2 separate regions of the Homo sapiens genome follow, and region 2 is linked to region 1. A link is a contact called in ENCODE Hi-C or POLR2A ChIA-PET data. All regions are on one chromosome and are shown on one strand. Each heading gives the region's core, a stretch centred on a gene start or an enhancer-like site at or near the end of the contact. The rest is flanking DNA. Distances are from core to core; before and after follow the strand shown.

The links. Hi-C counts contacts between places; a loop is a spot of excess contacts on that map. ChIA-PET counts read pairs that join two places held with the same protein, here RNA polymerase II (POLR2A). Pooled maps may share reads with other maps.
Region 2: a loop to region 1 is called in a map with no recorded cell type, with 7 times the contacts of the local background. The contact joins the promoter of MTERF4 here to the enhancer-like site in region 1. A Hi-C loop is called at or near these places in 3 of 37 single-sample maps with no recorded cell type and 2 of 50 pooled maps. POLR2A ChIA-PET finds 5 or more read pairs at or near these places in 1 of 52 experiments (activated CD8-positive, alpha-beta T cell).

What each region holds. Positions count from the first base shown.
Region 1 is chr2:240,618,230-240,622,885 of GRCh38, reverse strand. It overlaps a transcript of GPR35 not described here. Among named protein-coding and RNA genes, the nearest start is that of GPR35, 4.9 kb to the left of the region's middle. RefSeq lists enhancers at 1,113-1,252, 1,273-1,332. Within about 2 kb of position 1,250, at least 6 of the 41 ENCODE cell types and tissues checked have a DNase peak (open chromatin) inside an H3K27ac peak, as active enhancers do.
Region 2 is chr2:241,101,037-241,105,692 of GRCh38, reverse strand. MTERF4 (mitochondrial transcription termination factor 4) reads left to right here and starts at 3,406. Exons shown (of 4, transcript NM_182501.4): 1 at 3,406-3,440. The coding sequence starts at 3,420. RefSeq lists enhancers at 3,080-3,619, 3,620-4,159.

The sequences.
Region 1 (4,656 bases), core at 1-2,500:
TGTGGGCACGGGGGCACTGCCCGGGGCCCTCCGCCCCCAGCCTCTGCTCCTGGGCAGCTTCCTCTCCGAGGCTGCCCCCTCACCCCCAAGGTTAGCCCCCTGCAGCAGCGCCAGCCCCTCCCACTTCACCCCGCTGGGCTGTATGTGTGACGCGAGGAGCTCCGAACAGGATTCCTTCCTGCCCCTCCTCCTGCTTCTCCAGCTAGAGCTGCCGGACGCCACCCCTGCAGCCCTATCTAGGGGAGCCTCTGCAGCAAGCTTGTCCAACACTCGGGCTGCGGGCTTTGAATGTGGCCCAACACAAATTTGTAAACTTTCTTAAAACATTATGAGATTTACGCAGAGACCTTTTTTTGCTCATCAGCTATCGTGAGTGTTAGTGTATTTCATGTTTGGCCCAAGGCAATTCTTCTTATTCCAATGCGGCCCGGGGAAGCCAAAAGATTGGACAGCCCTGCTTTGAAGGGAAGTCTGTGAGGCGATGTCAGGGAAGCAGGAGCCTGGGAGAGCCAGAGAAAAGCCGTTTACGTTCAGCTCCACCTTGAGACCAATGAGGCACATACCTGCCAGCCACAGCCCATGGTCATACGATGTTTACAGCTAAAGCAGCAGCCAGTGACGCCTGCGTGGACACACTTCTATGACAGCAAAGTGTCCAAGTGCCCTGGTATCCAGAACAATATATGCTTTCCAGACAACTACCCTTGGCCGGACGCGGTGGCTCAGGCCTCTAATCCCAGCACTTTGGGAGGCCAAGGTGGGAGGTTGGCTTGAGCCCAGAAGTTTGAGACCAGCCTGGGCAACATAGCAAGACCCCATCTTTACAAAAAGTAAAAAAAAAAAAAATCAGCCACGCATGGGGGTGCATGCCTGTAATCCCAGCTACTCAGGAGGCTAAGGCGGGAGGAGCACCTGAGCCTGGGAGGCAGAGATTGCAATGAGCTGAGATCGTGCTACTGCACTCCAGCCTGGTTGCAACAGAGCAAGACCCCGTGACAGACAGTTTTCTTTAAATCAATAGAATAATACATGTTAGGCACAGTTTAGCTTAGTCTTTACACAGACGAGACCCCTGTATGAGAAAAAGTTAAAGCTGGGGTGTTCCCCCTCTTGCTTTCTGACGACACCCTGCTCTGTAATGGAGCAACTTTCAATAAACCCTCTCTTCTCACCACATTCTGACTTGCCTCCACTTCCTTCCTGAGTGAGACCCACGAAGCATGTCTTGAGGTCTGAATCGAGACTCCTTTTGCAGTGAAGCTGCCATCCTAAATGAGTCGCTTGGATCCTCATGCGTCCTTTGCATAGTTTTGGTTTACTAAAACAACACATTGGCTGGGTGCAGTGGCTCACATCTGTAATCCCAGCACTTTGAGAGGCCGAGGCAGGGGGATCACGAGGTCAGGAGTTCAAGACCAGCCTGGCCGACATGGTGAAACCCCATCTCTACTAAAAATACAAAAATTAGCTGGGCGTGGTGGCGCGTGCCTGTAGTCCCAGCTACTCGGGAAGCTGAGACAAGAGAATTGCTTGAACCCGGGAGGCGGAGGTTGTGGTGAGCCGAGATCACGCCACTGCACTCCAGCCTGGGCGATAGAGGGAGACTCCATCTCAAAAATAAATAAATAAATAAATAAGAAATAAAACAACACATTACGGTTTATCTTTATGACTGTTTTTCTGGTGTCCCTTCAAGCGCTGTGCCCCCGAGGCCAGTGCCTCACTTGCCCACCCAGCAGCTCAGGCAGACCAGTGGGGTCCTCTGTGTGGGGGCTCAGTTGTGGACCCCGAGAGAGGATGTGAGTACACCTCCCTCTTCTCGAGGTTTCCCTGTCACCCTCAGCACTTTCTGTTCCCCTCTTCACAGAACCAGGTCTGGAAGTGCACGTCCTGCTGGGAAACTCCCCTCCCCCACTGATCTTGCCTAAAGCCTGGCGGTGTCACTGTGAGGGGCTGGGGACCAGGACACAGGGTCTCTGTCCTAGATGCCCTGCTTTTGTGTGTATTTGATGTTTTCCATAATAAAAGTGTATAGAGAACTGAGTGTGTGGCCACAGAGGGGCAGGGGAGGGCAAAGCCTGTCAGCTGTGGGGCAGAGGAGGTAGCGGGCAGGGGTCCTGGGGGGTGGCTGCAGAAGACTAGCACCTGTGGCCTAAGGTCCCCTCCAGCCAAGACCCCGCCCTGTGCTCAGCCTCCTGTGATGGCCCCATCCCCACAGGGGGTCCCCACAGCCCAAGTGCAGGGCCCTTGGCAGGAGCTGGGCACCACCGCAGGACGAGCAGGGGACACGGGGTCCCAGGGGTCTGGAAGGGATCCTGAGGGGCCCTGAGAGGACCACGATGGGGGCAGGAGGGGTCCTGAGAGGGTCTGAGGGGCTGCAAGTCGCACCCAGGGCCCTTCCCTGCCTCCCCCGTGCCCACGCCTCCCTTCACCAGGCACCCTCACAGTGGAGCCTCCAGCTCTGCCCACCTGCAGCAGGAGGCCCCTGGGCACTCAGGGGCCGTCTCCACGCCTTGGAACTCCTGCCCCACCTTCACCCAGCCTATGGGGTGTCGAGGCATCTGGCCACCAGCAGGGAGATCCCAGCCCTGGCCACCAAAGGCCAGAAGAGGCTCCTTGGGCTGAGGGCAGGTGACCCCAGCCCCTGGGCCACCCCCGCCAGCTCACTCACCCTGATGGCTCCCACTGCCTGCTCCTGGGGACCCACTGCTGCCAGATGCCCCGCTGGGGTCCCCACCTGGCCTCGGGGTGGGCCTTGGGTGCTGCCCCAGCCAGGTTTCTGCTATTTCCAGCGGCTTTCCCTTTTCTTGGCCCTGGACAGCAGGGCCACCCTCTCGGACTCCTTCCCCTTCCTCTGCACAAGGCTCTGTGACTGGGAAGCTGCCTGCTCCTTGGCCCTTCAACTGCCAGCTCTCTGTCCCCATCCCTAGGGCCCTCCCTTCTCAGCAGAGAGAGCCATCGGGCCCCCGCTTGAGGCCCTCCCAACTCACTCGCCCTCCTGTCCAAGAGCCCCGCTCCTAAGATCCTCACTCCTAAGTGCCACTTCCTGGCTCGGGAACCTGCAGAGGCTCCCCACTGCCTGCCTGAGGCCGCCTGCCAGCCGCTGGAAGGTCCTCCACTCTGGGGAGACCTCCGGTTGGGGGAGTCTGGCGGGGAGGGAGGAGTAACTCTTGAGAGCGGAGTGTGTGTCGTGTGCTGTCATCCCCGCCCTAAACTGAACCATAAACACCCAGTGGCTGGACAAGGAAGGGGCAGTCCCTCCAGCAGGGATTTTCCCCACGTCCTCCCCGGGGCAGCAGGATCCCGGCCTGGCTGGCTTGCAGCAGCCTGTCTAGGATGGGCCCAGGAAATGGCAAGTTTAATCACGCCCAGGAGCCACTGAGGCAGAGGGTCCTTAACCCCAGAAGAAGCACTGTGTGGAGAGTTCTCACTCCCGTTCTTTTGCCCTATCCTGGGACCACCAGCCTTCAGAGACACTTCCTCCGGAGCCAGGCAAGACGCCTGCTGATAGAGATGGGAGTAGACGCTCACAGAGGAGATGTAAATTGCTCCTTAAAGATACGAAACGATGCTCAAAACGATCATAAAAAGAGAAACACAAATTAAGCTCAAAACGATCATAAAAAGAGAAACACAAATCAAAAGTTCACTGCAACACCATTTCTCCTCCATTAGTCAGGTCAAAATCCAAGAGTCTGACCACAATAGAAAGACGTCCTCGGATATCACCCATTGATCACTGATCTCTAAGGTGGCACAAACCCCCAGGCAGGTGGATTTGGCAATATCTTTAGCCAAATTAGAGATGCATTTACTCTTTGACCCAATAACCCCACTTCTAGGAATGTACTCACAGAGAGACGCAAGGACTATGAAGCATGTACTTCAGCAGCTCTTCACTGCCACGGTGTGGAGTGGGGACAGCCCGGGAACCACTCAGCATCTCTCCCAAGGGCCCAGGTTGAATGAAGCGTGTTCACACCACAGGACACTGAGCACTTGCAAAGAGGAGGGAGAAATATTTCTACACACTGTCATATGGTCATCTCCAGAATGTATTTGTAAATGAAAAAAAGCATGTTTATGTACATATAGACAATTGATGTGTTTTTAGATGGAGCCATCAGCTGTATGTTTTACAAATGGAAAGATAAGCTACAAAATTTGCTTTAAATTAAACTGTTACCTGTAGGAAACAGGTGGAAATGGGATGGGGATAGGGACGGACTTCTGTGACCATATCTTGGTTTCTAGATTTGGATTTAGACTCATGTCAAATGTTTGTGTAATTACTTAATTTAATTAAATTAACTTGTAAAAGGAATTCTTAAAATTGAAAGCAAAATGAAACTAACTGACTTGCATTATGGGTTGACAATATGAACCTACCAAACTCTTCCAAGTGATTTTAAAATCCAGTCATTTGGATGTATATCCATATAGCCTGACAACAAGAAAGAATGGCAAAAGAAGTTTTCATTATTTTAAGTAATCATTTTCCAAATAATTTTAAAACACTGTTTTGTCTGTACGTCGACACAACCCAAGGACTTTAAAAGTATCTAAAAATAATTTTAAACTATTTTCAGTGGTTATATACTGTTGATGGTAGTGTTGGTAAAGTCATTTTGAAAATATTGTGTGTGTTACAGGATA
Region 2 (4,656 bases), core at 2,157-4,656, 480 kb before region 1:
AGGGTGTTTGTCAGATACTCAACTGGCTGCTTCCCTCCCTTAGACTCCAGTCCATCCCCCTCAGACAGACTTGGCTAGGTCAAGTACTTAGGATTGTTTTATTTCATGTCTGTGTTAGAGAGGAGGGAATAGCTAGAGGTGAGAGCAGAACCTTTCATTTTTTTCCCCTGCTGAGACAGTAGGAAAAAAACCAAAAACCTAAACCCCTACCCTTTTCCCACATGTCATCACTTGCAGACGGTTTTTCCACATTCTGAGACTCCTGCCCAGAACCCTCTGGAAGCTGCCTGGGAGCCAGGCTGCCTCCTGCGTGGTTCTGAGCTATTTCTAGTGGTTATTTAGGAGGCACTCAACTGTTTTGGGATGATCAGAGTTAATTTTAGTCCCATCTAGTAGGATATGGGCTATTGCCATCCCTTTCTTCAGAAAGTGCTGCCTGAGCCTCGCTGCCACCACAAGTGACTGATGGAGTTGGTGGGGGAGGACCCTCCTCTATCAGGGACATTCAAGGTACAAGGGTTTTACAGGTGTGTATTAAAGTCAGTGATGTTCACTCTTCAGAATTCAAAGAGTTTTCTGATGTTTTAAGAACCCCTACCTTGTAGTGTTTATGGTGCTTATAACACAGAGGATGTTATAGAATGGTGTTTGTTTGTTTGTTTATTTATTTAGAGACAGAGTCTTATACTGTCGCCTGGGCTGGAGTGCAATGGTGCGATCTCAGCTCACTGCAACCTCCGCCTCCCAGGTTCAAGCAATTCTGCCTCAGCCTCCCAAGTAGCTGGGATTACAGGTGCCCACCACCACGCCTGGCTAAATTTTTGTATTTTTAGTAGAGACGAGGTTTCACTATGTTGGCCAGGCTGGTCTCAAACTCCTGACCTCATGATCCGCCCGCCTCGGCCTCCCAAAATGTTGGGATTACAGGCATGAGCCACTGCGTTCGGCCACAATGGTGTTTGCAGACAGGTGTTTAATGGGTTGAGAATGCATAGTCTGAGCTTTCTAAGAACTGTTACTTCTTTATAAGAAAAAATAATTAAAGCTCATCTGACTTCATGGCAGTGGAAGGTCTGGTATTTTGCAAACGTTCTTTGCAGAAAGAACCCAGAGAGGAAAGTTCTGAGGCTGAGGCTGACAATTTTTCCACTCCATTTTTTTTTTTTTTTTTAAGATGGAATCTTGCTCTGTCACCCAGGCTGGAGTGCAATGGTGCAATCTCGGCTCACTGCAACCTCCGTTCCCTGGGTTCAAGCAATTCTCCTGCCTCAGCCTCCCGAGTAGCTGGGATTACAAGTGTGCGTTATCACGTTACCTGGCTAATTTTTGTATTTTTAGTAGAGGCAGGGTTTCACTATATTGGCCAGGCTGGTCTCGAACTCCTGACCTCAGGTGATCCACCCATCTCAGCCTCTCAAAGTGCTGGGATTACAAGCATGAGCCACCGTGCCCAACCCACTGCATATTTTTAAAGTATGGTTCGAGAGAGCAAAGTTTTCACACAAGACTGAAGGTGATGTCAAATTTTTTTTTTTTTTTTTTGAGAAGTACTTTCGCTTTTGTTGCCCAGGCTGCAGTACAATGGCGTGATCTTGGCTCACTGCAACCTCCGCCTCCCAGGTTCAAGTGATTCTCCTGCCTCAGCCTCCTGAGTAGCTGACACTACAGGTGCCCACCACCATGCCTGGCTAATTTTTGTATTTTTAGTAGAGATGGGGTTTCACCATGTTTTCCAGGCTGGTCTCAAACCCCTGACCTCAGGTGATCTGCCCACCTCGGCCTCCCAAAGTGCTGGGATTACAGGCGTGAGCCACCACACCCGGGCTCATGTCAATTTTTCATAGTAATCCCCATGTCCCAGCTGTCATTTTATTTCTAGAGCTAGACAAACTGTTCAGGTTCCTTGATTCTTTCCAGGGAGTTGGGGTGGCTCATGGGATTTTCTTAGGCTTTTGGTGTAGCATTAACACAATTTATTGTGAGATGTTGACAGTTGAGTATTTTGAGAAGAAAATTACATTATAAAAAACAACAAAGGCAACCAATTTTTTTTTTCCTTTTGTTTTTTGAGACAAGGTCTTGCTCTGTTACGCAGGCTGGAGTGCAGTGGTGCAATCATGGCTCACTGCAGCCTCAACCTCCTGGACTCAAGTGATCCTCCCACTTCAGGCTCCTGAGTAGCTGGGACTACAGGTGCACGCCACTACTCCCGGCTAATTTTTTATTTTTTGTAGAGACAGGATTTTCCTATGTTGCTCAGGTTGGTCTTGAACTCCTGAGCCCAGGCAATCCCCCCCACCTCAGCCTCTCACAGTGCTGGGATTACAGGCGTGGGCCACTGCACTCTGCCAAAGCAACCAATTCTTTAGTTTCTACACGGATTAGAACCTTCCTTTTCTTTGACATAATCCTTTTGTCAAAAGACAGTTTTACATAAATTGTTTGGCACCCCACTCCATGCCTGGCGCAAAGCAGATATGTAAATGTGTGCCCATGCAAGAATCAAATCCTTTATGTCAGTCCAGAATGAAGTAGATAAAACAAGAAATGCTTATAAATTAAGGCTTTGGTGGCAGGATTTAGGCAGCTGAGAAAGCACACCTTTTTATTCTTCACAAGCATCACCTTGTGAAAGATGCCTACGCTCTTAGGTCGAGAGAGGAAATTTAAGAATGAATACACATTGGGCTAAAACTTTACTATATTTCATCCTAAGAGGGAACCAGACCTCGAAGTTGGGAAGGCTCTTGCTTATAAAGGGAAATGTGCCGTAATTCCTGTCATTTTACTTGGGTCTTTTAAAAACGGCAAATTCTCATCTTCCACTGGCTGAGAGTAAAAAGAAAGAAAAGCGGTAAAGACTTCTTTTTGTGCGTAGGTGGCCCCGGTGTTCACGCTGAATACAGATTTTTACACAATAAAATCTTAAATATCTCTACATGGAACGGAATCCATTTTTCCTGCCTCGGGAAGGATTTCTGCGCTCTCGGGTGAAGTTCCCGAAGCAAGGAACCAGTTCCCCTCTACCTGTACTCTTGAGAGGAATTCTCAGGTCATCTGAAACACAAGTATGGGCCAGGACGACCCATTCGTTCACGCGGCCCAGAGCTCTGCGAAACGGGACACGGCAGTGCAACGGGAACAACCGGACACCGAGGCCCCCGAAGGCTGAGGCCGCGGCAGAGGCGGCGGCACGGTGACGGGCGCGACTCCGGCCTTCCGGCTTTCTAAGGGGCGGCCCCGGGACACCTGAGCCCCGCGGGGCCGTGAACGCTCAGCACAGCTCCGGGCCGGAATCACGATCCACCACACCGCGCTGGCGCTGGGAACGGCGTCGGTGACGGACCGGGGGCCGGAAGTGAAGGACGGGGGAGGACCGCTGCTTCCGGCGCCGTAACTGCTGCCATCTTCTCCGCGCTATGGCTGCGTTCGGCCGTCAGGTAAGCTCGAGCTGGGCGCGCGGGCTTCTCCGGGTCGCAGGCGGGCGGGCAGCGACGCAGAGGAACCGCGGCCGCCGAGTGTTTCACGGCCAGGTCGTGGAGCCCTCCCGGAGGTCCGTGCACGCTGACCTGGTTTTGGCATCCTGGACCCGTGGCTCTGCTCAATTATTGTGGGATATAGAGTTGACATTTTTTTTTTTTGAGACAAAGTCTCGCTCTGTCTCCAGGCTGGAGTGCAATGGCGCGATCTCGGCTCACTGCAACCTCCGCCTCCCGGGTTCAAGCAATTCTACTGCTTCAGCCTCCCAAGTAGCTGGGATTACAGGCGCCCGCCACCATGCCTGGCTAATTTTTGTATTTTTAGTAGAGACGGGGTTTCACCGTGTTGGCCAGTCTGGTCTGTAACTTCTGGCCTCAGGTGATCCACCCGCCTCGAACTCCCAAAGTGCTGGGATTACAGGCGTGAGCCACCGCGCCCGGCCTGAGTTGACTGTTGAACAAGAGTTTGAACTTCACAAGGAAGATAACATGTACTTTTCATTAAGAGGAAGCGGAATCAGCATAGAGGTCTTTAGGCTTGAGCCCAGTTCCACGGGCCGCGCCCGCTGACCCCAGCGACTGCCAGGTGTTCCTGGCGGAGGGAGCATCTGGACAGGGGAGGCTGGAGAGCAGCCAGAGCTTGGGCTTGGCAGGGTGGCCCCAGGGCGACAATCGATGACGCTGGAGAAGGGGTTGGGACCGATGTGAAGGTTTTAGAGCAGGGGTTCCCCAACCCCCGGTACCGTCCCTTGCCTATTAGGAACCAGGCTGCACAGCAGGAGGTGAGCGGCAAGTGAGCCAGCCAGACTGTATTTACAGCCGCTCCCTTCGCTGGCATTACCGCCTGAGCTCCGCCTCCTGTCAGACCAGCCGCCTTAGATTCTCACTGGAGCGCGAACCCTATTGTGAACTGCGCCTTTGAGGGGTCCAGGTTGCGCTCCTTATGAGAATCTGATGCCCGATGATCTGTCACTGTTTCCCATCAACCCCAGATGGCACCTCCTGGTTGTAGGAAAACAAGCTCAGGGCTCCCAGTGATTCTACATTATGGTGAGTTGTATAATTATTTCATCTTATATTACAACGTGAAAATAACAGAAATAAAGTGCACAACAAATGTAATATGCTTGAATCATCCTGAAACCCCTCACCAGTCTGTGGAAAAATTGTCTTCCAT